Linked DNA regions of Homo sapiens: regions 2 and 3 are each linked to region 1. A link is an interaction called in ENCODE POLR2A ChIA-PET data of the cell type or tissue named here. Cell type or tissue: GM12878. All regions are shown on one strand.

The links. ChIA-PET counts read pairs that join two places held together with the same protein. Peaks named below come from ENCODE experiments on the same cell type or tissue, not always from the same donor. Only the 100,000 strongest peaks of a DNase experiment are listed, where the experiment ranks them.
Region 2: POLR2A ChIA-PET joins it to region 1 with 5 read pairs; 3 of 35 experiments call an interaction of 5 or more read pairs at or near these places.
Region 3: POLR2A ChIA-PET joins it to region 1 with 6 read pairs; 3 of 35 experiments call an interaction of 5 or more read pairs at or near these places.

What each region holds. Positions count from the first base shown.
Region 1 is chr2:45,864,136-45,872,135 of GRCh38, reverse strand. All of the region lies in intron 2 of PRKCE (protein kinase C epsilon), which reads right to left. Among named protein-coding and RNA genes, the nearest start is that of PRKCE-AS1, 190 kb to the right of the region's middle. In GM12878, no CTCF peak of the experiment used is centred here; no DNase peak of the experiment used is centred here; H3K4me3 peaks cover 297 bases; H3K27ac peaks cover 1,739 bases.
Region 2 is chr2:45,970,094-45,978,093 of GRCh38, reverse strand. PRKCE (protein kinase C epsilon) reads right to left here. Exons shown (of 15, transcript NM_005400.3): 3 at 1,506-1,665. Among named protein-coding and RNA genes, the nearest start is that of PRKCE-AS1, 300 kb to the right of the region's middle. RefSeq lists enhancers at 3,090-3,139, 4,101-4,650. In GM12878, no CTCF peak of the experiment used is centred here; DNase peaks (open chromatin) are centred at 3,023 and 3,873; H3K27ac peaks cover 2,467 bases.
Region 3 is chr2:45,734,004-45,742,003 of GRCh38, reverse strand. The region is part of intron 1 of PRKCE (protein kinase C epsilon); the gene reads right to left. Among named protein-coding and RNA genes, the nearest start is that of PRKCE-AS1, 62 kb to the right of the region's middle. In GM12878, no CTCF peak of the experiment used is centred here; no DNase peak of the experiment used is centred here.

The DNA.
Region 1 (8,000 bases):
TTTTCCCTCCTTAGCAGTTATAAATTATTAACAACTAGGACTTTTCAAGTATCTGCAATCTATCTCCTCAACCAGAATGTAAGTTCCATGAGGGCAGAGCTTTTTGTCTGTTGTTCACATTATCTCCCCAGTGCCTCCCATGGTGCCTGGCATAGGGTACTGTCACACTAACTCCGTCCTCAGTATACTTGTGGAATGGGGACAGGAGTTCTGCTCTAGCTGCTCCAAGTTCCTCAGGTTGCCTCCTTTCTCCACTTCGTCATCAGACCCCAGACATCAAACTCCGCAGTGTGTAAGGGGAAGGTTCTGGCAGGGGGGAAAGAAGGCTGTCTCTCCTCTCTGGGGCAGTCTCAGGAGGGAACTGTGGAGAAGTTCAGTCCTCCTCCCTTAAATCCTTACCGCTGACCTGGCTTCTGGCTTCTAAAGCTGCTGCTTTGCACCCTCATCTCTGCAAAGAAAAATACCCTCAGGATGGGGTTTGTAAAACTTAATCCCATGTAAACCCTTCAGCTGTTTACCTGAATCCCATTTAATCTCCTATAGAGATACCTCTAAATCATCTGCTCTCAACGAGTCAGGGAAAAAGAAAAGAGACAGCTCTTCTGAAGATATTTTTATTGCTCTTGCTGCTGAGAAAACAAGTTTGCATTTTCATCAAGAGAAAGCAAAGCCACGGAGCAACTATTTATAGCCCCCTTCACCCCTGACCCCAGATTATCTAACCACAGGTTCCCTGGAGCACATAATCCGCAACAGGTAAAGCATTTTATTCATTTAAATCTTCCTCTGGATGAATATCCTGGACCCCAACTGCAATTGCACGTGTGAACCTGCATGACCTTCCGTTTGTTTTCACCAGGGAGAGCATGAAATGCTCTCAAAGCCAGAGCCATACACAAATGAGACTCCCCTTGACAGGGTGGGACTAACAGACCAGGCCACCCACTGAGGAAGGGGGCTTCCATCTCTGTGGTTAACAGATGTGCCTTCTCTCTCAGTCCCCACATGCAACCACAGTCCTGAAAGGACTAGGACACCCTGGAACTTTAGAAGACAAGCATTTGCAGGGTCCCTGGAGCAACCACTACTTTGAGAGGTCTCTTCCACTACATCCCTGACAACCAGGCCCCGCTGTTTGCCCCAAAACTTCTGGGCACAGGTTGGGACTGGGCATTCACTCACCATCTTCTGGGGAGCCCATTCCCCCCGAGTGCCATTGGTTCCACTGGGGTTTACTCCCTCCAAACATCTAGTGTCTTTGTCATCACCAAGCGCTCACTATGTGCCCAGTACGTTACTCACCTCGTTTGACCACTACAAGCGAAGGAGAGAGAATTAGCACCCCCACTCACAAGTGAGGAAATCCATATTTAGAACCATTAAAGAAGTCTGCCCAAGATGACATGGCTTAAGGTAACCGATAGAAACTGGATTTGAACAAACTGTGTCTGGCTCCAAAAACTACACCCTTGACCACGAGGCTCTTCCCCCTTGACTACCTCACACATCTCCCTACTTTCCAAACTGATTCCATGATGCTCAAGAGAAATGGGCTGAAATTCTGCTCTGCATGGCTGATGAGAGAGCAAGAGAAATAGAGATAACAACAACAAAACCCCTGAATGTGAATTCTTTCATTAAAGAACATCACTTAAGTGCCCAAATCAATAGCTGATGTTAAAATACAATGACTGAGTATAAAGAGGTTCTCCCCCCAGTTATACCTTTAAAACAAGTTAGCATCTCGAACATGCACACAAACACTGGAGCGTGCTGCTAATAGCTGAGTCTACACAGGATCTTTCTCCTTAAGGCTGGTCAGACCCCTTTCCTAGGATCCCCTTACCCCAAGTACTCCATGAATTGCACTCTGTGTCTTGGGTTCTGCATTTCTAGCAACCTAGTCAACCAGCAGTCCTCCTGACTTTCCTCCCCAGAGTGAGTAGAGTAATACTTGAGGGCTGTTTAAAAGAAAGGACTCAGATGTGAGGAGCCCTTCAGAGGTAGCTGCAATGGGCCTGATGGGAAGGCAAATCCAAATGACCTGGCTTGCAGGGAAGGACACTGCAGGCCAGGAAGGAGAGCAGTTTATCCTCAGTCACCGAGCTCCTCCATAGAAAAATGTAATGGGGCCGGGCGCAGTGGCTCTTGCCTGTAATCCCAGCACTTTGGGAGGCCGAGGTGGACAGACCAGGAGGTCAGGAGTTCAAGACCAGCCTGGCCAATATGGTGAAACCCCGTCTCTACTAAAAATACAACAATTAGCTGGGCGTGGTGGCGTGCACCTGTAGTCCCAGCTACTCGGGAGGCTGAGCCAGGAGAATTGCTTGAACCCAGGAGGTGGACGTTGCAGTGAGCCTAGATCATGCCACTGCACTCCAGCCTGGGTGACAGAGTGAGACACCAACTCAAAAAAAAAAAAAAAAAAAGAGAGAGAGAAACAAAAACAAAAACAAAAAGAAAAATGTAACAGACCTTGGGGCCAGACAGCCCAGGGGGATTTGAAGCCAGCTTACTAGGTGTGCTCCCTTAGTGAGCTCAACCTCTCTATGCTCAGGACAATAGGAAGAAGAGTTGTCCCTACCTCACATAGGGTTGCTATGAGGGGAAAAAACAGGTAGCATGTGTGAAAGGCTCAGCACAGTGCCTGGCGTGTAATAGGTGCTAAATAAATGGTAGATTTTGTGTTTGTTACCATCGTTAGCAATATTTTGTGACTTTCATTGTTATGAGCGATTACTAGCAGTGTCACAAACAGTTTTAACCAGGACAGAGAATGGATTCCCTCATGTAATCCTCTCTTCCCTGAAGATATGGCCGGAATGCACAGTATCTTGGTCATAAGGATAATAACAATAGTGGCTAACATTTAGTACAAGCTGCATTCTTCTAAAGCTATTCATGAATCTTCAGTCATTAATATCAAGTTACTGATTTTTAAATTTGAAGTATTTAGCCAAATATTTTACAGATTGTTTCTCAAATATTTCTATCAGCTCCTAAATTCAGCTAAAAAGTAGATCACCTATCACAAAGAACCTAGAAAGTCAAGAAAACCCATGCACCAAATGAACTTTTTTTCTTTGCCTGACCACGCAGCTTAAACCACACAGCTGGAAATTCTACCAGCTACTTATTTATTTACGTTTTCTTTCTTTTTTCTTTTTTTTTTTTTTTTGAGACAGGATGTTGCTCTGTCACTCAGGCTGGAGTGCAGTGGCACGATCTTGGCTCACTGCAACCTCTGCCTCCCAGATTCAAGAGATTCTTCTGTCTCAGCCTCCCAAGTAGCTGGGATTACAGGCATGCACCACCATGCCTGGTTATTTTTATTTTATTTTATTTTATTTTTTGTATTTTTAGTAGAGATGGGGTTTCCCCATGTTGGCCAGGCTGGTCTTGAACTCCTGACCTCAGACGATCCGCCCACCTCGGCCTGCCTCCCAAAGTGCTGGAATTACAGGCATGAGCCACTGTGCCCAGCCCTACCAGCTATTTAAAAGACAAAAATCAGCCAGGCATGGTGGCTCACGCCTATAATCCCAGTATTTTGGGAGGCTGAGGCGGGCAGATCACCTGAGGTCAGGAGTTCAAGACCAGCCTGGCCAACATGGGGAAACTCCGTCTCTACTAAAAATACAAAAATTAGCCAGGCGTGGTGGCAGGTGCCTGTGGCAGGAGGGAAAAAGGGGCTCAGGAGAGTTGGGCTAGCAACTACTTATACCTTAGTGTACATTCATTTAATCAGTTTTCCTTCCTTCCTTACCTAAGATGGACTAACTGCCCTAAAAAGTTTTTTTTTTTTTTTTTTTTTTTGGACAGGAAAGGGGATTTTGGTGTTTGAGACTTTAGGGAAGATGTTCTTAACCCAAGCTGGGCTGTAGAATCACCTGGAGAACAAAAAAAAAAAAAAAAAAAAAAGCTCCGTTACACCCCCCAACCAGACCAGGCATGGGTGTTTTTGTTTGTTTGTTTTTTGTTTGTTTGTTTGTTTTTAAAACTTTGCAGATATTTCAGTATGAAGCCAGGACTGAACCCACCACTCACGGAGAACAATGCAGCCAAAAAGCAAAAAGCAGTTCAAAAGCTGTGACCATGTGGGGCCATAGAAAAACCTGGCGGGAATGAGGCATCAAAACAATGATACGCCCTCTTTTTAAAAACTTCAAGTGGACTTCCTGTGGCCAACTAGTGAGACGTTCAGGAGCCCCAAAACAAGTGACCTGGGGGCTTCCCAAGGGGCTGTCCTGCAGAAGTGATGAGGTAGGATGAAAGGCCCCCAAACAACAGCTCCATCAGGTCTTTTGCTCCTTTCACAAGGATAATATACAAAAATCAACTGCTATATGCCAGCAATAAATTTGAACTTAAAAACACATTAGCACACACGTGCACACACACACACTCCAAAAAGACAAAACCCTCAGGTATAAATCTAACAAAAGATATGCAAAATCTATAGCAGGAAAACAAAACCTCTGATGAAAAAAATCAAAGATCTAAATCAATGAGGAGATATTCCTCCACCGAATTTTAAAAATAAATCTGAATCTCTCATCGTGATCACTTTCATAATGACAGTTAACAGAAAAATTCCCCCAAATAAAAGCAGTCCCATGGACTTTCAGTTACAAATAAGCAGCTCAGATCCTCTACCCCTGTTGGCTGCAGCAGGGAAGGAGGCTCCAACATAGGGTTGCCAGGTAAAATACAAATAACCTTGTAGTATATTTACTTATATCCCAAATCTTGCATGGAATATACTTATACTTTAAAAGTTTAAAAATTATTCAGTTTGTCTCAAGTTCGAATTTAATTGTGCCTCCCAGGTTTTTGTTTGCTAATCCTGGCGACCCTATTCCAAGGCCTCAGTAGCAAGGCTCAGAACAAGAAAAAGCAACAAACCTCTTAGGTGCATTTGGTGCTTGACACTTTCCAATGCCTTTTCTACTGTTTTTCTGTCTGGATTTTGCTACACGTCTGAGAGGCAAGCAGGACAATCATTCTTCAGCACACCTATTCAGCCCAGTGAGGCTCAACTCTGACTACATGTTAGAGGCACCTTGGGGAGCTGCTGAAACAACAGAGGCCTGGACCCCACCCCTAAGGATTCTGATTTAGCTGGTCTGGAGTGGGACCTGTGCATCTTTTTTAAATAGTCTATCATGGTAAAAGTTAAAGACATATGAAGGTAGACAATAAAGGATAATGAACCCCAAGAGCTCCAATCACCCAGCTTCAACAATTATTAACGCATAGCCAATGTTATTTCATGTGCCAGTGCTGGCCAATAGAATTTTCCACAATGATGTAAATGTGCTAGATCTGCACTGTGCAGTATGGCAGCCCCTGGACGCATGTTGACTATTGAGCACTTGAAATGTGGCTGGTGTCACAGGGGAACTGAATTTAATTTTTTAAGTTTTAATTAACGTAAATAGCCACAGGTGGCTAGTGGCTACATCCTGAACAACGCAGATTAACACCGTCGCCTGCTTCCCCGCCATTGTTAGTCTGAAGAAAATCCCAGGCAGGGCGTGGTGGCTCATGCCTGTAATTCCAGCACTTTGGTAGGCCAAGGCGGGTGGATCACGAGGTCTGGAGATCAAGACCATCCTGGCTAACACGGTGAAACCCCGTCTCTACTAAAAATACAAAAAATTAGCCAGGCATGGTGGCCGGCGCCTGTAGTCCCAGCTACTCGGGAGGCTGAGGCAGGAGAATGGCATGAACCCAGGAGCGGGAGCTTGCAGTGAGCTGAGATCGTGCCACTGCATTCCAGCCTCGGTAACAGAGCGAGATTCCATCTCAAAATAAATAAATAAAAATCAATTAATTAATTAATTAAATAAATAAAAAGAAAATCCCAGACATATTATCTCACCCATATCTTTTAAAGCCTTCCAGATGATTCACATGTAAAACCCCAGGTGGAAAGCAATGAACTGCTGTTTTAGCCCATTTGTGCTGCTGTAACAAAATATCTGGGACTGGGTAATTTATAAAGAAAACGAACTGCTGGGCACGGTGGCTCATGCCTGTAATCCCAGCACTTTGGGAGGTTGAGGAGAGAGGGTCTCTCAACCCCAGAAGTTCGAGACCAGCCTGGGCAACACAGGGAAACTGTGTCTCTACAAAATATGAAGATAAATCAGCTGGGTGTGGTGGCATGCACCTGTGGTCTCAGCTACTTGGGAGGCTGAAGCAGTAGGATCACTTGAGCCTGTGAGGTTGAGGCTGCAGTGAATTTTAATTGTATCACTGCACTCCTGCCTGGATGACAGAGTGAGAACTCGTCTCAAAAAAAAAAAAAAAAAAAAGAAGAAGAAGAAGAAACTTATTTTCTCAGAGTTCTGCAGGCTGAGAAGTCCAAGATCAGGGCACTGGCAGGTTCAGTTGTTTGATGAGGGCTGCTCTCTGCTTCCAATATTGTGAGACTCCACAGGGGAGAAGCACAGCAGCCTCACATGTTGGAAAGGCAAGCAGGCTGAATGCTGATGGAGCTTCTGTTACAAGGTCCTTCTTTTCATTCACAAGCGAGTCTCTCTCACGGCTTAATAATCTCTTCAAAACCCCAGCGCTTAATACTATCACATGCACAACATCTGAATTTTGGAGGGGACATATTCAACACATAGCACTATTCAAGACTACGATCCTCCATTTATTTAGAGGACAGACTTTCCAGCAGCCACACAACCTTAAGAGAGATATTCTCAACCTTGAGTGCACATTCAAATCACCTGGGGAGCTATACCTATGTCCAAGCCCTACCCTCTGAGATTCTGATTTATCATCTATTTGGGGGTATGACTCTTTTTTTCTCCTCCTCCTCCTCCTTTTGCCACAAGTTCCTCATGTGATTAAAATAGGTTGAGAATTCCAATTGATTAAAGAGGGTTGAGAATCACTGCTTTCAAGTCTTTCTACATAAAGCCTGTTCCACAGACTAGCAGAACTGGCATCGCCTAGGAGCTGGTTAGAAAAGCAGAATCTCAGGCACCACCCCAGATTTTCTGATTCAGAATCCGCATTTTAACAAGTTCCCCAGGTAACTTATATGGACAATAAAGTTTGAGATGTCCTACTCTAAAACAGAGCTTCTCAAAACTTGGTCTTACGACCAGAGGTCTCAGGTTACCTGAGAACTTAGGAATGTAAATTTTCGGCTTCACCCCAGAACGCCAGAATCAGAAATTGTGAAGGTGGAGCCCAGCAAGCTGTAACTGGCCCTGCAGGTGATGTTGATGTATTCTCAAGTTCGAGGCCCCCTGCTCTGAAGCCTGAAACACAGCTCCATATTGCTATGAATCCAGAGCTCCAAGCAGCAAGAGATGATTATGAAAGCAAGTACTCTACCTCAAAAGAGAAGCTGAAGTCATCCTCGGGCTCCCACGCAAACAATTATACATGAAATATCTCTTTATAATCCATAGGAATGGTTGGGGAGGAATTAAAGAAGAAAGCAAGCAACCTGGGATCCCTTGGTATGGGAATAAATCCTATGCTCCCTATACTCTTCAGAAGAGCACAAACCAATAACCGATGTTCATAAAAATGTGTAAGACATTAAGCCCTTAAGTTGTGTTCATTCAGTTCATTCTCAGTACATTAAGAAGGCAATTATGTTTACATTAAAAAAATATTTCTATTACAATGTTTTATGTTTCTTTCAAGTGAAAAATAACTACTTAGGACAGTCTATTGTTCCTAAAAATGTTGAAGGATAAGAAGAAAGGTTACATGAGGGTGGTGTGGTAGGACTTAAGACCATTCTCCAGGGCAGTTATTGTTAGGCTTTCTGAGGTCTTGCCTTCTTCTGAGAGCTGGAGCAAAGCCATGAACCTTCGTCCCTTAAAATGCGTTCCCAGAACGTACAGAAAATTTTGCATGCAATATCAGAAGATTGAGGCCCCCTAGGCCAATGGGACTGATGTTGAGGGTATCCATTCTGCTGTGGGGAGCAGCCAGAGAGAGCAGAATGACGCTCTTTGAGGGGT
Region 2 (8,000 bases), 110 kb before region 1:
GCTGGGCTTGCTCTGAGCTATATCATCTCAGATGTCTACGCCAACCTGGATGACTGGCTTTGTGACATCATGAGGATAAGACAAGTGACTACTGGACACCTGGAATCCAAGGGGTCCTCAGAGCCCAGTGCAGATGTCCCTGGCTGGGTTCATACTGCATCCTGGCCTCACTCGCTCTCCCCAGTTGGATCCAAGGGTTCATGAAGGCAACCTCTACATCAGCTTCAAAGAGCTCAGACAGCTTGCTAGAAAGGCTGGTGGGATGTCAGGAAAAGTATCAGCATTAAAAGTCAGACTACTAGGGGTAGAATCATACTTCTGACACTTCCTAGCTAGAGGACATCAGGCCAGTCTCATTTTCATTTCTGAGCCTGGGTATTGTTAGTGGAATGGGGCTGGCCTTCGATCATCTTTATCTCAGCCCCTCTCCTCCTTCCAGATTTTTTTTTTTTTTTAAGACAGAGTCTCACTCTGTCACACCCAGGTTGGAGTATAGTATAGCGATCTCGGCTCACTGCAGCCTCCACCTCCAGGGTTAAAGTGATTCTCATGTTTCAGCCTCCCAAGTAGCTGGGATTACAGGCGCACACCACCATGGCCAGCTAATTTTTGTATTTTTAGTAGACACAGGGTTTCACCATGTTGACCAGGCTGGTTTCAAACTCCTGACCTCAAGCAATCTGCGTGCCTCGGCCTCCCAAAGTGCTGGGATTATAGACATCAGCCACCGCACTTGTGCCTGGCCTCCTTCCTGATTTTCTAACAAATCCTAGGCATCAGATAATTTCACTTGTAAATAATTCAGTGAATTATTTTTCAGTGGATTATTATTCAGTGGAATCCTCACCCTGAGGTGTGTCTGTAAAAGATAAGTATTCTTTTTAAAAACACACAATCAGCTGGGTACAATGGCTCACATCTATAATCCCAGCACTTTGGGGGGCAGAGGTGGGTGGATCACTTGAGGCCAGGAGTTCTAGATCAGCCTGGCCAACATGGCGAAACCCTACCTCTACTAAAAATACAAAAATTAGCCAGGCGTGGTCGTGTGCTCCTGTAATCCCAGCTATGTGGGAGGCTGAGGCATGAGAATCACTTGAACCTGGGAGACAGAGGTTGCATTGAGTGGAGATCATGCCACTGCACTCCAGCCTGGGCAACAGAGCTAGACTCTGTCTCAAAACAAGACACACACACACACACACACACACACACACACACACACACACACACACAGTCACAATATCCTTGTTGGTTACTAAAATCTTAACTCTTTTCATAAAATTCTAGGTATAAAGTTGCCAGAAACCATCGCTTCTTTCCATGTATTTCCCCCTATGTACCAAACACACACTTAGCCTTCCATAATAGTCCCCTGCATTCAGATAAGGAAGAAACGAGGCACACCAGCATTCTTTAAATGAGGTGCATAGTCTCCCCTACCCCATCCCCGACATCTTGTAACAGAGATGTTGTAATTAGAGGTTCCCAAGAGAAAGGCTTACCAGATGAAGTCTCTGCAATGGGAGCAGTAGGTGGGCTGCCGAAGATAGGTGGCCATGAACTTGTGGCCGTTGACCTGATGGACCCTGCGCCTGACGGCCCCCTGCCGCTTCCTCGGCCGCATGCGTTCCCTGAACACACGCTCTTCATTGTCTTTAGGGGCTGGGGAAGGACAAGAGCAGGGAAGAAAACGGAGTCTGGGTTAGTGCACCTTCAAAATGAGCTCCCTCTGGAGAGCTACTCCATCCCTGGGGGAGTGGAGCTGGGGTGGGTGAGAGGTAGCCTTTGTGTGTGGAGGGACTCGGGGGTCTGAGGAGTCCCACTGAGCAGCTGGAGTGAGCGAGCACATGTAGGGTGGAAAGGCCCAGAGTGTGCCTATTCCTGCTATATCCTCAGATTCCATCCAATCCAAATTCTGCTCCAGGGCTGGCTGCCCTTTCCTCCCCACACAGGCTACAGCTGGTTTCAAGGGCTTGGGGGTCAAAAGGCTCAAGGTTCGCATCTTACTGCAACTCCTGAGCAGTGTGACCTTGGATAGGTGGTGTTTCCTCCCCCTGAGCATCTGAGCGCATCTCCCTTTGTAAATGGCAATGGCAGTGCCAGCCACAGGGGGTGGCTTAGAGGACGCAATGAGATGAATCTCCACACCCTAAGCTTCCTGGCTCAAGAAGTAGCTGCCTAATAAATCTGACTTCTTCCTTCTTCCTCTTACCTAGACTAAGCCAACCAAGAGCATTTTCCCAGAGGTCAAAAGGAGAGGGAAATATGACACAGTGAAAGTAGTTTCTCGAAGGCTCAAGACCACCACCATGGGCTGTAAAGATCCCACTGGAGTCAAAAAGATCTTCCCAATACCTTCCTTCCCTCCAGTTCTGAGACTGCCCCACCAACTGAGAATGCCTTGCAAGGGGACTCACAGATGATCACAAAAATAATAAAGATAATTGTTATGGGCTACATATTTTTGCCCCCTCAAAATTAATACATTAAAGTCTTAACCCCCAAAGTGATGCTATTTGGAGATGGGACCTTTGGGAGGTAATTAGGTTTAGATGAGGTCGTGAGGGTTGAGCCTCCATGATGGGATTAGTGTCCTTATAAGAGGAGGAAGAGACCTGAGTGAGTGAGCTCTCTGTCATGTGAGCAAGGAAGAGGGCCCTCAGCAGATCCCACCCATACTGGCTCCCTGATCTTGGATGTCCACCTTCCAAAACTGTGAGAAGTGAATGTCTGTTGGTTAAGACACCCAGTCTTTGGTATTTTGTTATTGCAGTCTGAGCTGATTAAGACAAGGATGACCATGATAAATGTTTATCGTGGGCTTACGCTCTGGCAAGTGCTATGCTAAGTGTGTTATATCTTAGTGATACAATACATCTCAATGAACCCTCGAAACAACTCCACTTGAAGGGTACTGCTATTAGCCCCATTTTACAGGTATGCAAAGCGAAGAATAGAGTTTAAGTAACCTACTCCTGTTAACACAGCTACTCAGTGGGGAAGCCCAGATTCTAACCCAGAGAGTGAGAAAGAGGCCATTGTTCCTCCACCCACACGCTGCTCTGAAGGACGGCCTGCACTCCTTACAGAAAGTCCCCAAGCTCTCATCTGAGTGGCTTTCATCACCAAAGAGTCCAGCTGCCTGTGGCTTCCCCAAGAACACAGTGGGCAGGCTTTGGGCTTCTTCCTAGGTTTCTGACACCTTCTAGAAGGTCTCCTAGAAGGTCCCCTGCACAGGTCAGCTTAAAATGCACTGGAAGGCTCTGTGCCCCCAAATATCTCCAGGCATCAGCGAGTGCCTGACATCTCACCATAACAGGGCCAGTCTTCAGGGGAAGAAGCATTGATCCCTCCTGGACCTCTCTGAATGTAAGGTTCCCTGAAGTGGAGGTCATATGTATGACCTGAACAACAGATTAATCCAAGGGCATCTTGTTATTGGAGGGTAGGGTAGAGGGAAGGTAAAATTGAAGGAGGTAAAAGGTGAGAACAGGACCAAATGCGCAGCGTGTGCTTCCAAGGACGCAGCAGCCTCTGAGCAAACAGGCAGCTGTTTATTGGAAATCTGCCCTCAGCGTTCCCAGACTGCATCTTCAACACAGGCTCAGATGACCCGGGTGGAGGTCTGCTTGTGGATCCCCTTGCTTCTTGACCCCTAGCCCACCTGGGTTTCAATTGGTGCTTATTGTTTCAAAAAGTCTCTGGCATCACCGACCTTCTGGGTACAGAAAGCTCACCACCTCCTACCCTGCTCCAACCTAGGGGTCTTGACCTGCTGACCAAATTCTCACGGGAGGACCCAGGTCTGTTCTAGTATAGAGACAGCAACACACACAGCTGCAGAAGTATGGCAATCACCATTCGGTGCTGCCATCATAGGCAAGTTTTTGTTTCGCTTCATACTTTCACAATGTGTAGAATGTTCTACTATTTTCATAAGCAAGAACAAAAATATGACAACCAAAAACCAAATCTATTCAGTAGCCCTTACTTGCTACAAACTTACCTACAAAAATCCAATCCAGAAACATCATCCTGGGCATCATAGGACACAGGATGCAGGTTATTTTCGTAAAAGAGCACCCTTAACTCCTTTCACAGGATTCACCACGGAATACATTTGAACAGTAAGCCCGTCTCCTAATGCATTTAAGATGCAATTTGATTTACAAATCTCTCAAATTGACTAGTTGTTTTCATCCTGGGAAACTATTTTCAGTTAAAATGGTGATGGGTCCAATCTAATTTTCTCAAAGGAACACTGTTATGACGGTGGTTACAGTCCTTCCTAAGAGTCTTATTTCCCAACTTTTTACAGAAATGACGAGCAATGAAACCAATCGTTCTAAACTGTGTTGACATCAATCCAATAGGGCAATATGGCAACCAATTAATTTGACTCTATTCATTTCAAAGCTGTCTCAGCGGGGTGCCCTGATACCTGGAGGGAAGCTGTTTAAAGTTGGCAGGGGTGTGGAGGGGGAGTCTCAGGCACAGGCTAGGCAGACAGCCAAGGATAACTCCTGTAAGTCAGAGTTCTAAGTTCAACTTCCTCCAAGGTTTCTATTACTATTGCCCCAAAGGAGCATCTGCACTGCCTTTTAAGTCAGATTTGATGTCAGATATGGAAAAACAGAAGGTCACAGGAGGGAAAGAACATGGGTAAACTTCATGCTTCAAGTGAGGCTTGTGTGCAAAGCTACAAAGCAGGTGACAGGAGAAAGGGGTTGGAGCCTGTGGCTGCTGAAAACACCCCAATTCCACATTCCTCTGGGCAGGAAAGCCACGGGTCAGGCCAGAGTATCCTCAGCACTGTCACCCACAGGTGGAGAAGAAAGTGGCCTATACAATGTGAAAAGGGGAGCTACTAGGTCCCTCAGTCCCCAAGAACCTCCCTACTGGGGCCTGGAGTCCACCACCAGAAACGGATCCCTTCAGCATTTCCCTCCGCTATGAAAGGTCTCTTCCAAAATGTAGATCCCACATATGTATTAACTTAATTCTGGGCTCTCTATTTTGTTCCACTCGTCTATATGTCTGTTTTTATGCCAGTACCACACTGTTTTAATTGCTGAATTTTTGTAATATATTTTGAAATCAGGAAATGTGATGCTTCCATCTTTGTTCTTTTAACTCAGAATTGCTTTGGCTGTTCAGTCTTTCATGGTTCCATATGACTTTTAGGATTGTTTTTTCTGTCTTTATTGAAAAATGCCTTTGAGAATTTGATAGGAACCATATTAAAGTTGCAGTTCCTTTTAACAAAACATTAATTCTTTTATGGGCATTTTAACAAACATTAATTCTTCCAAGCCAAGAAGAGTCAACTGATCTTCAACAAGAGTGCCAAGAATATACAATGGAAAAAGGATATTCTCTTCAATAAATGATGTTGGGAAAACTGTACATCCAATGCAAAAGAATGAAACTGGATCCTTACCTTTTACCATACACAAAAATCAACTAAACGTGGATTGAATACTTAAATGTAAACACTGAAACCATAAAGCTCCTAGAAGAAAACATAGGGGAAAACTTTCTTGACATTGGTCTTGGCAATGATTTCTTAGATATGACACCAAAAAGGCAACAAAAGCAAAAATAAACAAGTTGGACTACATCAAACTAAAAAGCTTCTGCACAGCAAAGGAAACAATCGACAGAATAAAAAGGCAACCTGAAGAATGGAAAAAAATCATTTGCAAACTGTATATTTGAGAAAGGGTTAATATCCAAAATACATAAGAAACTCCCACAATTCAATGGCAAAACCAAATAATCCAATTTAAAAACAGGCAAAAGAACCGAGTAGACTTTTCTCTAAAGACATACAAATGGCCAACAGGTATACAGGTATTTAATAAGATGTTCTACATCACTAATCATCAGGGAAATACAAATTGAAGCTACAATGAGATGGCACTTCATACCTGTTAAGATGGCTATGATAAAAAAAAAGAATGATAAGTTTTAGCGAGGATGTGGAGAAGAGCGAACGCTTGTTCACTGTTCATGGGAATGTAAAATTGTACAGCCACTATAGGAAACAGTATCGAGGTTTCTTAAGAAACGAAAAATAGAACTACCATTTGATTCAGCAATTTCACTTCTACACATCCAAAGGAATGAAAGTAAGGACCCTGAAGAGTCCTCATGCATCTGCACTCCCACATTCACTGCAGCGTCATTCACAATAGCCAAGACATGGAAGCAACCTAAATGTCCATCTATGGATGAATGGTTAAAAAAATATATGGTGTATTCATCACATACACACAAAAGAAAACACAAGGCGGAAAGGTATGTTCCAACTACTTAGAAAACATTAACATTGGTCATTCGTTGACACTGGTGGAATTACAGGTGATTTTTACTTTTCTCCTTGTGCTTCTTTGTATTTTCTAAAAAGAATCTCTATTGCTCTTTTTAAAAAGATGATACAACAAACATTGAAAAACCATAATTCAAAAGAGATTGTCTTCTCAATCTCTTACACTTACACTAAGACTCAGTGTTCTACTGTCTTCAACCCTGGTTACACAGATGACTAAGTAAAAGCCAGAGAGAACCACTTGATACTTTTATGAAGTGTGAGGCTAAAGGAAAGCTGAAGCAGATTTCTATGTCCTTAGCATAGCTTTCTACCTTGACGTAAATAAAATGCTTTGTTACAATTTCTAAAAAACGAAAAAAAGAAGAAAATATGGTGTATTCATGCAATCGAATGTTACTCAGACACAGAAAAGAAGGAAATCCTGCCATTTGGGGTAACATGCATGGGAGGATATTGGCTAAGTGAAACAAGCCAATGGCAGGACAAATACTACATGATACCACTTATATGAGGAATCTAACGTGGTTGAACTCATAGAAGCAAGAGAGCAGAATGGTGGTGGCCAGGGGCTGGGAGAAAGGAGGAATCAGGGAGATACTAGTAAAAGGGCACCAAGTTCCAGTTATGCAAGATGAGTAAGTCCTAGAGATCTATCATGCAATTTTGTGCCTATAGTTAACACACTGCATTGTATACTTAATTTGCTGAAAGCGTACATCTTATGTTAAGCATTATCACAAAAAAAATAAATAAAATGCAACTCTCATAGTAGAGGTAATATGCGTGTGTCTGATGTATAAAATAACAGATACATAAATGTATGTATATGTGTATGTATATATAGTATGTATAATTTATATATTATATATTGATCCATAATATAGTATAGTATATATAATATGTATGATATATACATATATAGTTTTGCTGAACTATTTGAAGGTTATAGACGTAGTGACACTTCACTCTTAAATACTTCAGTCTTTATCTCCTAAGAACAAAGACATTCAGCTACATAATCACAATAACAGAGTCAAGAAATTTAACACTGATATGACATTATCTAATATAGAGTTCATATTTGAATTTCCCCAATTGTTTCCCAAGTTTCCTTTGTAGTTTCTGATTTTCACCCAGGAGCTACCCAGAGCTCATGGGGTTGCCATATCTTCTTAATCTTAGTCTAGAACAGTCTCCTTTACTGTTCTAGATACATAAATGTATCTTTTTTAATGATACATTTATGTAGCATCCAGGATGTTGTCACATTGAATGCTTCACAATCTGAATTTCTCTGATTGTTTCCTCCCAATTAGTTTCTGATTAAATGGCAAGACCAGCACAAAGGGCTATGTATCAACAAATTGAAATATATATATCAAGATCCCCATAGATAATAGCTTAAAGGACACAAACATAAAATTTTCATAAGATACTGACTATAATCAGGAATTTTGAAATGCAAAGCAAAACAGTTTTGGCATACACTGACATACCATTTAATACCTAAAAAAGTAACCAATTTGTTTTAAAATTATTATCCATTATTGGCAAGTCTACTATGAAACTGACATTCATTCACTGCTACAGGCAATGCCAGTTGACATGTTTTCAGAAAGCAGTATCACAAGACACAGAGACTGCACAGGGAAGGCCACAAAGA
Region 3 (8,000 bases), 130 kb after region 1:
CCACACTCTAACCACAGCCTGCCTTCCTACATCCCTTGCAGCATAGGACACACAGTCAAGTGCCCTCAGGCTGACCAGGTAACAAGCATTACAGGGGACTTCCGCCCTCTTTAAAGGAGAGACCCTGGGTAACCCATGGCCTTCTGGTAGCTCTCCACATGCCCACTGAGAGGACTGTGCTGGAACAGAGAAGACCTGTTGAGCTTCTCTGGTCACCCAGTGGTCATGCTGGCAGCTTTCCTGGGTAATCCAGCACAGGCTGTACTAGCCTTGCACCACCCCTTGAACCTTCCCTTCCAAGACCACAGCCCGCAGCCTGTCAGCAGTACCTTACAGCCTGGGCACAGGCCCAAAACTTGCACATGCCCAAAACGTGCACATGCCCATCTGCCAGGCTGAGCCGGCAAAGGCTCCAATCTGATTGGTAGAAACTGGCTGAGGACCGTGTCAGACGTGGAGAACAGACCTCGTTCCACCAGAGCATTGCTGGTTTCTCCCAGAAGAACCTTGGCTCTCTGTCTGCCAGGCCCCATTCTGGTGCTACTGGCCCCAGGAAGATTCTGATATTTGTCCCCAGTCGGCCCAAGACCCTGTCTTACTGCCTACAACTGACAGGGTGTTTTATGCAACTTTAAGGCCAGAAAGTGTCAGATCTGGGTGTGCTGGAAGCAAACTATAAACAACCATGAGGAAAAGATTCTCAGAAACTTTGTTACAGCTGTTCAATTGGATATTCCAGCTCATCAAAAATATCCCCTCATTGCTGAACATACAAAGGTCCACCCTGGCTCCAGATCTTACCTACAGCCTAAGACTGCTTCCATAATTACAGACTCCTTTACAGGCACCGATAGAAGCAATCACATTTGGGATCCCCGAAGCCAGCATTCAAATGTATCAATTCCACTAAGGAAATTTCCGCATTTAATTTTAGCAACTGGTGAGCAACCTTTTTAATTTTTTCACAAAAAGATCATTTCAGAAAAAATAAAAGTGTTTGCATCTTATATAGAGAGATTTTTTCATCAGATGTTTTATATCAGAAAATGTAATATCTACAATGGAAAGTATTTATTACCTCCATGTCAGTAAAGACTTTCACTGAGCAGAAGGCTACTAAAACTTCACAAACCACTCTGTAATCTGCATGTTATACAGTATCTCCTTGTAATACTGCACTTTCAAACAACTGTGGTCTGAGATGAACCCAGGTAGAATCAGAATGAGGCAGGGAGAGACTGAAACATTTGGGAGTGTAGTGTTCGAAGTGAATAACCAGACATGAATGAAAAAGGAAAATGCTCAGATTGTAATGAGATGAGCTAGAAGTAACTAGGGAGGAGTTTGAGAGAATGGGGAATACAAAAACTGGAATGGAAAAGACTGAAAAGTCAGGCCCCTGGGGAGATTCCTGGAGCTGAGGATGCTCTGTTTGAGGAGGGCTTGCAATGGGCAGGGGGAAGGGTGCGTCCAAGTGGGGCCTAAAGAACGTGTCAGGTGGTTGGGGAGGGAGAGGAGTGAGGGGGAAAGAGCATAAAGGAGAAACAATGCTGAACCCTGAATGCCAGACTTTTCCTCTCCCCTTCCAGCCTATCAACTGGCTAGGAAGGATCATTCTTGCTACAGAATTGGAGTGGAGATAATGATGCTTCCTCCTGAATATTGCCCTAAGCCCTCTGCCTCCATCCCAGATTCCCACATTCCCTAGGGACTCCTGACTAAGCCCAAGGAAGGAGAGTTAGGGGCACAGCTTCACTGCTCCAGTCAGATAGTGGCAGCAGCATAAGGGCCACTGGTTTACTCAGTTCAGGGACAACTTGTTCATTTTCCAGTGAATAAGTCCTTTTTTTTTTTTTGAGATGGGGTCTCATGTTGCCCAGGCTGGTCTTAAACTCCTGGGCTCAAGTGATCCCCCAGCCTCAGCCTCCCAGGTAGTTGGGGCTATAGGCACAAGCCACCATGCCTGGCTGACAGCCAATTATTCTTGAATGAATCTAACACTTTGTGGTTTCTTGTTCTTGATATTAGATTATGGTGTATCTCAAAGCTACTTAGTTCATCACAGCTACAGTATTGATGCTCATTAAGATGCAAATCCCATTGTCAAACAGGCCTAAAGAGGATTTAAGGTTTTTTGTTGTTTTTATTCAAGTATAATTTACATACTGTGAAATTTTCCCTTTTTAGTGTAGAGTTCTGTGGATTTTGACAAATATATACAGTCTTGTAACCACCACCACCATCAAGATCTAAACAGTTCATGCCTCAAAAAATTCCCTGGGCCCCTTTGTACTCAATCTTGTACCCCCACCCCACTCCTGGCAGCCATTGATCTATTTCCTAACCCTAGAATTTTGTCTTCTCCAGAGAGCCACATACATGAGATAATACAGTATATAGCCTTTTCAGTCTGGCTTCTTTCACTGAACATAATTTTTTTTATATAAACGTCAGGTTTTTAAAAAGGAAGGGAGGAAACAGAATTTTAAGAGACTGGACATTAGATGAGTCTTCAGAATTAGCTGAGTCCTCTGCAGGCTGTAAAAGGGTACAGAAAAAGGAAAGTTGAAACCCCAAATATACAATCTGTTCCCTTTGCGACTGAGTCAACAGCTGCCCCTAAACTCAAAAAAGGGCTCACACAGGGACACTCTTGGTCACAAGACAGGCACTTCAGTCTTCTGTGTGATCTTAGAAAAGTCACTTAGCTTTTCCAAGGCTCATAATTTTCTCCTCTGTCCAATGATGTCCAGACCCAGCCACAGCAGTGGACCAAAGACGGGCCTTCCCAGTGACTTCTGCTAAAGCTACCAGGAGAGATACCCTCTCGTATCATTCTGTAGGTTCCTAAAATATTAATAGTTGAATTTAAGCCTGGAGAGGCTGGTGGCCATTTGTGCCACCACTTGGGAAGATCTTGTCTGAGAATACAGCCAGCCAGAAGACAGCAGCCTGGAGGGACAATGACAGCAATATGATGACTTCATATGAGCACTGTCATCCCACTTTGCTTCCATCTATCCTTGGACTGGTACATGAACCAACACTGCCCCTTAATTTGCTTAATAAAAATAATGCATGAACTACCTATTACTTTGAAGTGTGGTGAAGATCACGAAATAACAGCTGTGATTGAGCCGTGTAAAAACTACATAGCTGTTGGATATTAAAATTCATCTATTTCAGTCTCTAGAAACATGCTTTCCAATCCTGTACTTTTAAGAGCTGTCATATCTTAATGCCCAATAACTGTAAGGTTAAAAGCAAAACACTTAGGCCATATATGACAATCAAACATCTCAGAGTTATTCACACCTTAGGCCCTCATAGAAACTCACACTGATCCTTCCCAAGATGCTCAAATTCAGTACAATTCAGCCAATACTGAGAACAACGTACAAGGCTAAGATCTGTGGTTATATAAAGAATGACAAGATATAATCTCCATCATAAAGGCAATCCAAAAGAAAGAGAAAACACGTCTGGTTGCAAAAATCAGAAAAAGACCCTTGAAGACAGGTTATCTGAAAACAGTGGGATTTCAAACAGTGGAGGAGAGGAGGAAGGGCATTTCGGGGAAGGCAAGGCATGAGCAAAGGCAGAGAGGAAGGAAATACACAGCTTAAGAAGAAAACAGCAAATCAGCTCTTCTGGCTGAAGTGTACTTTATCTACAGGTGTAAAGAAATTAAGTCAGAAAGACTGGGTAAATGCCATAAAAGGCTCTAGTTGCTATGCAAGAAGTCATTGCTTAATGCTAAAGCAAAGAGAAAACCCTGAAAAATAACATCATTAAAACTATGTTAATTAATGATTTTAATTAACATAATTAAAACTGTAAATCTGGTAATAGTTGCAGGATGAAGCTAGAGGTGGGAGAGATTGGCAGCAGGGAGGCCAGTTAGGAGAAAATTCCAAGAGCCCAGACAAAAGGTTTGCGTCGCCTGCAGCAGGACTGTGGAGAGGAGGACGCTGGCATAGGAGGCTGTCAGGACCTGCCAGGAGGTGTTGAGCACATGGGGAAAAGGAATGAAACAAAGGGTTCAAGCCAGGGAGATGGAAGAATGGAGGTGCTGTATAATCAGGAAGGGGTGCTAAGGTTGGGGGAGGGATGTAAATTTGTTCCTGGTTTTGTTGAACTTGGGGCGATGTCCAGGTTGAAATGTCCAAGAAGCACTTGGCAATGTACGCAAGTCAGCAGAGGGGGTGAGTCTTAGGCCCCAGGTGGAGGTGAGGGAGGGCCCCGGGCAAGACAAGCTCTGTGGACAGAGCAAGGAGAGCACACCTGAGGGCAAGGGGACATGCAGAGAGCATGTGATTGGACCTGACTCCACCCTGACATTCTGTGTCTTAAGGCTCCAGGGGAGAAGGGGGCCAGGTAGGGCAGACGCTTGGGGAACATCTACACATCACAGGCGAGAGGATACACCTGGAAAGAGGCAGAAAAGGAGCCGAGAGGTCCTCCGCTGGGCAGTTGCGAGGAGGAGCCCCGGGCCGTTGGCAAATCAGCCCCACTCCGGGTCTCCCGCTTCGTGAATGGGGACACTGTTCCCACCCGCACAAAGGCTGGACAGGTAGTGGATGTCTGAGTGCTCCGAAGAAGAGCACAGCGTGTTCCAGGACTGGCAGGCCTGATTCCGCCTGGCTTCAGGCAGGGTGGGGAGTGAGGGATGACTCCTTGAAGAGTGTTTGGGAGTTCCTGATTTATCCAGAAGATGAGAGGAATCTGTAAGTGAGCCAAGACGTGGGCCAAGGGTAATTCATGCTTGCTCGCTCGCTCACCCACCTCCTTCTCAGGATTTCATTTTGAAGACAGCTGCGTGGGAGAAACATTTGGTCTCAAGTTGGCAAGGCTAGCATAACCACACTTCCTTGGAGAGAGTCGTCCAGCCCCCAACCCCATGCTGCAGGGGAGATGCCGGTGGCCAGGTGTGGGGCCTGACAGCACACAGGCAGAGAGATGCACGATGACCGACGACCGTCCATCTCCTGAAGGCGGCAGCTCCCTTTCAGCATGGCCGGGCCCCTCTTCCATCTGCTCATTCCCCCAGTCATTCCCATTTTCTGGGACTGGGATTTGGGCTTTATCCACTCAGTGAAGTCTCCCCTGATCACCTTAAACCAAAATGATCCTTACCTCCATCAGACTTCTGAAGCCTCTGAGGATGCAGAATCCACAGTCGCTTACCATCACTGCCTAGTGTTCCTATCCATAAATTCTTCCCACAGAAATGTCCTTCACATCTACTGGAGGATGCTCAAGGAAGGCGCACATGCAGGACAATGAGAGGAAAGAGGTTCAGCCCTTCCTGTTCTCCAGAAACTTGACTGTAAGAGGAATGAGGATAGCCCCACTGCGAACCACAACACATGGTAGAAAGTGAGAGGAGTTTTAAAGTTGATGGAGAGGCAGGCAGTGTCAGGAAGTCAGAGCGAGGAGTAGACTCCAGGGCAGGGGAACTTAGGAAAGCCTTCCTGGAAGAGGTGACTGCTCCACGTCTAATTTGCCTAATAGACTGATTTTTCTGTAAGCAACTGCCCTTCAAGCCCTGGCACACAACAGTAGTGAAGAAAAATGCTTTAGACAGTATGATCTAGTCACAGGAACACCAGCCCTGCTCTCACCCAGAGCAGCCTTCCAACTCCCGCCTATCATGTAATAGCTCTCTGACCTGGGGCAAGTGACTTAATCTCTCACAGCCTCAGTTTGCCATCTCAGAAATAAGAATAAAAATGTGTATGTCGGTCAGGCACAGTGGCTCACACCTGTAATCCCAAAACTTTGGGAGGCAGAGGTGGGTAGATCACTTGAAGCCAGGAGTTCAAGACCAGCCCAGCCAACATGGTGAAAACCTGTCTCTACTAAAAATACAAAAATCAGCTGAGTGTGGTGGCAGACACCTGTAATCCCAGGTACTCTGGTAGCTGAGGTGGGAGGATTGCTTAAACCCAGGAGGCGGATGTTGCAGTGAGCTGAGATCCCACCACTGTACTCCAGCCTGGGTGACGGTGAGACTCTCTCTCAAAAAAAGAAAAAGAAAATGTGTATGTCAGATGGTAAAAAATACATGGGACAATATATAGGAAGACTTGGCACAGTGCCTAGCACATAGTAGTTGTCAAATTAGCATTAATTTCCTTTCTCCACAACCCTCCGCAACTCAAGAATGAAAGCCTTGGCCTTTATCCTCTCATCCTTACCTCCTGCCTGGCGTCTATGTTCCCCAGAATAAGGATCCGGCTTGCCTTCCTCATTCATTCCCATGTGCACCTTCAGACAAGTGCACAAAATGTTCATGTTCTAAGAGTTATTTTCTCTTTGGTTCCTCCAACACTTTGCTTTCCTGCCACTTCCCATCTCCCTGAGCTCCTTTCCCTTCCACAAATCTGCTAAGAGCCAACACTCACACAGGCCTGTGCCAGGCACCTCGGCACCACTTCACTTAATCTGCAAAACAATGCTATGAGGTGAATGCTACCATTACCACCATTTTACAGGTGATGGAGCCTGGGTACAGAAAAGTCAAATGACTTGCCTATGGTGACCAAAGCTAATCCATGGAGGAGGCAAAATTCAAACCCAAAGTCTATGGTCTTGACCCCAAACTGTACTACAAGCTGTCTTACAGCTGCTTTGATTGTTCCTTTTTGCAACTAAACAGTTCCGAGATATATTTGTTCATATGGAAGTGATAGTCTCTGAGGACTCTGAGCCAAAGGAGAGCCTGCATCAGGAGGACGATGTCTAACTCAAGCTGGAAACCTCTAGTGGTGGGAGATATGGCAGACTTGCCATGCGTGGAACCAAACCAGCCTGCAGGGGTGATGGACCACATGTGGTGTTGCAATCACATCATGCGCCCAGGGCTCCAAGGGACCTGCCCACATCACAGGCCACTGTTTCCACCAGATGCTGGCCTGGCCCAGTGACTCTGAGAGGGAGATTAGCATGTAGGAGGTTTATTGAAGACTGTTCTCAGAAACAATCTAGGTGGAAGGGGTGATAGAAGCAGGACTGGGCAGAGGGAACAGGTGGGCTGCGACGCAGCTGTAACAAAAGTCCTAGGCAATCCCGAGGGGAGCTCTACAGCGAGGATGGACTTGGAGAACTGTCTCATTTTGGGGAAAGGAGGCTAGACCTTTCCCATAAACCAGTCTTTCCATGAGGGCTGCCCTCAGGAAGGGGCTTCTCTTCTGCTGAGGCAATAGTCCTGGGGAGGAGGGGCGCAGCTGCAAGCTGTCAGCAGCCCACACTCCCAGCAGTTGGGGAGTGAGTACTTCAGGCCTGCAGGGGGGATCTGCGCATCAAAAAATCCACCCCTACACTCAGGCTCAGGGTTCTCTTAACACACAACAGAGGCCCAGGCCAAAAGTCCTGTTGCTCCAGGAAGGCGGAGAACACACGGACCTGTGTAACCTCATCTCCTTTTGTGTTTGTCAGATTCCCAGTCATACCATCAAGCTGCTGCTTCTCTCACTGGCATTTGCTAACTTCCAATGCTCACACCACTTAACGCAGACAACCCCCCCGTTTACATGGATGAGTATACTGTCTTTCAGGACTGCAAGCATTACGTAAAATCAGGCTCAACTATAGACATGGAACTGAATTTCAGAGTTTAATTTTTTTTTTTTTTTTCTGAGATGGAGTCTTGCTCTATTGCCAGGATGGAGTGCAGTAGCGCCATCTCTGTTCACTGCAACCTCCACCTCCCAGGTTCAAGCGATTCTCCTGCCTCAGCCTCCCAAGTAGCTAGGACTACGGGTGCACGCCACAACGCCCAGCTAATTTTTGTATTTTTAGTAGAGACGGGGTTTCACCATGTTGGCCAGGATGGTCTCAATCTATTGACCTCATGATCCACCTGCCTCGGACTCCCAAAGTGCTGGGATTACAGGCGTGAGCCACCGCACCCAGCCCAGGGTTTAATGTTTTCCACTGGACTGCACTTCATAATTACCCAGCCTCAACTGCGCAGCCCACATGGTGCCACCTGCTAT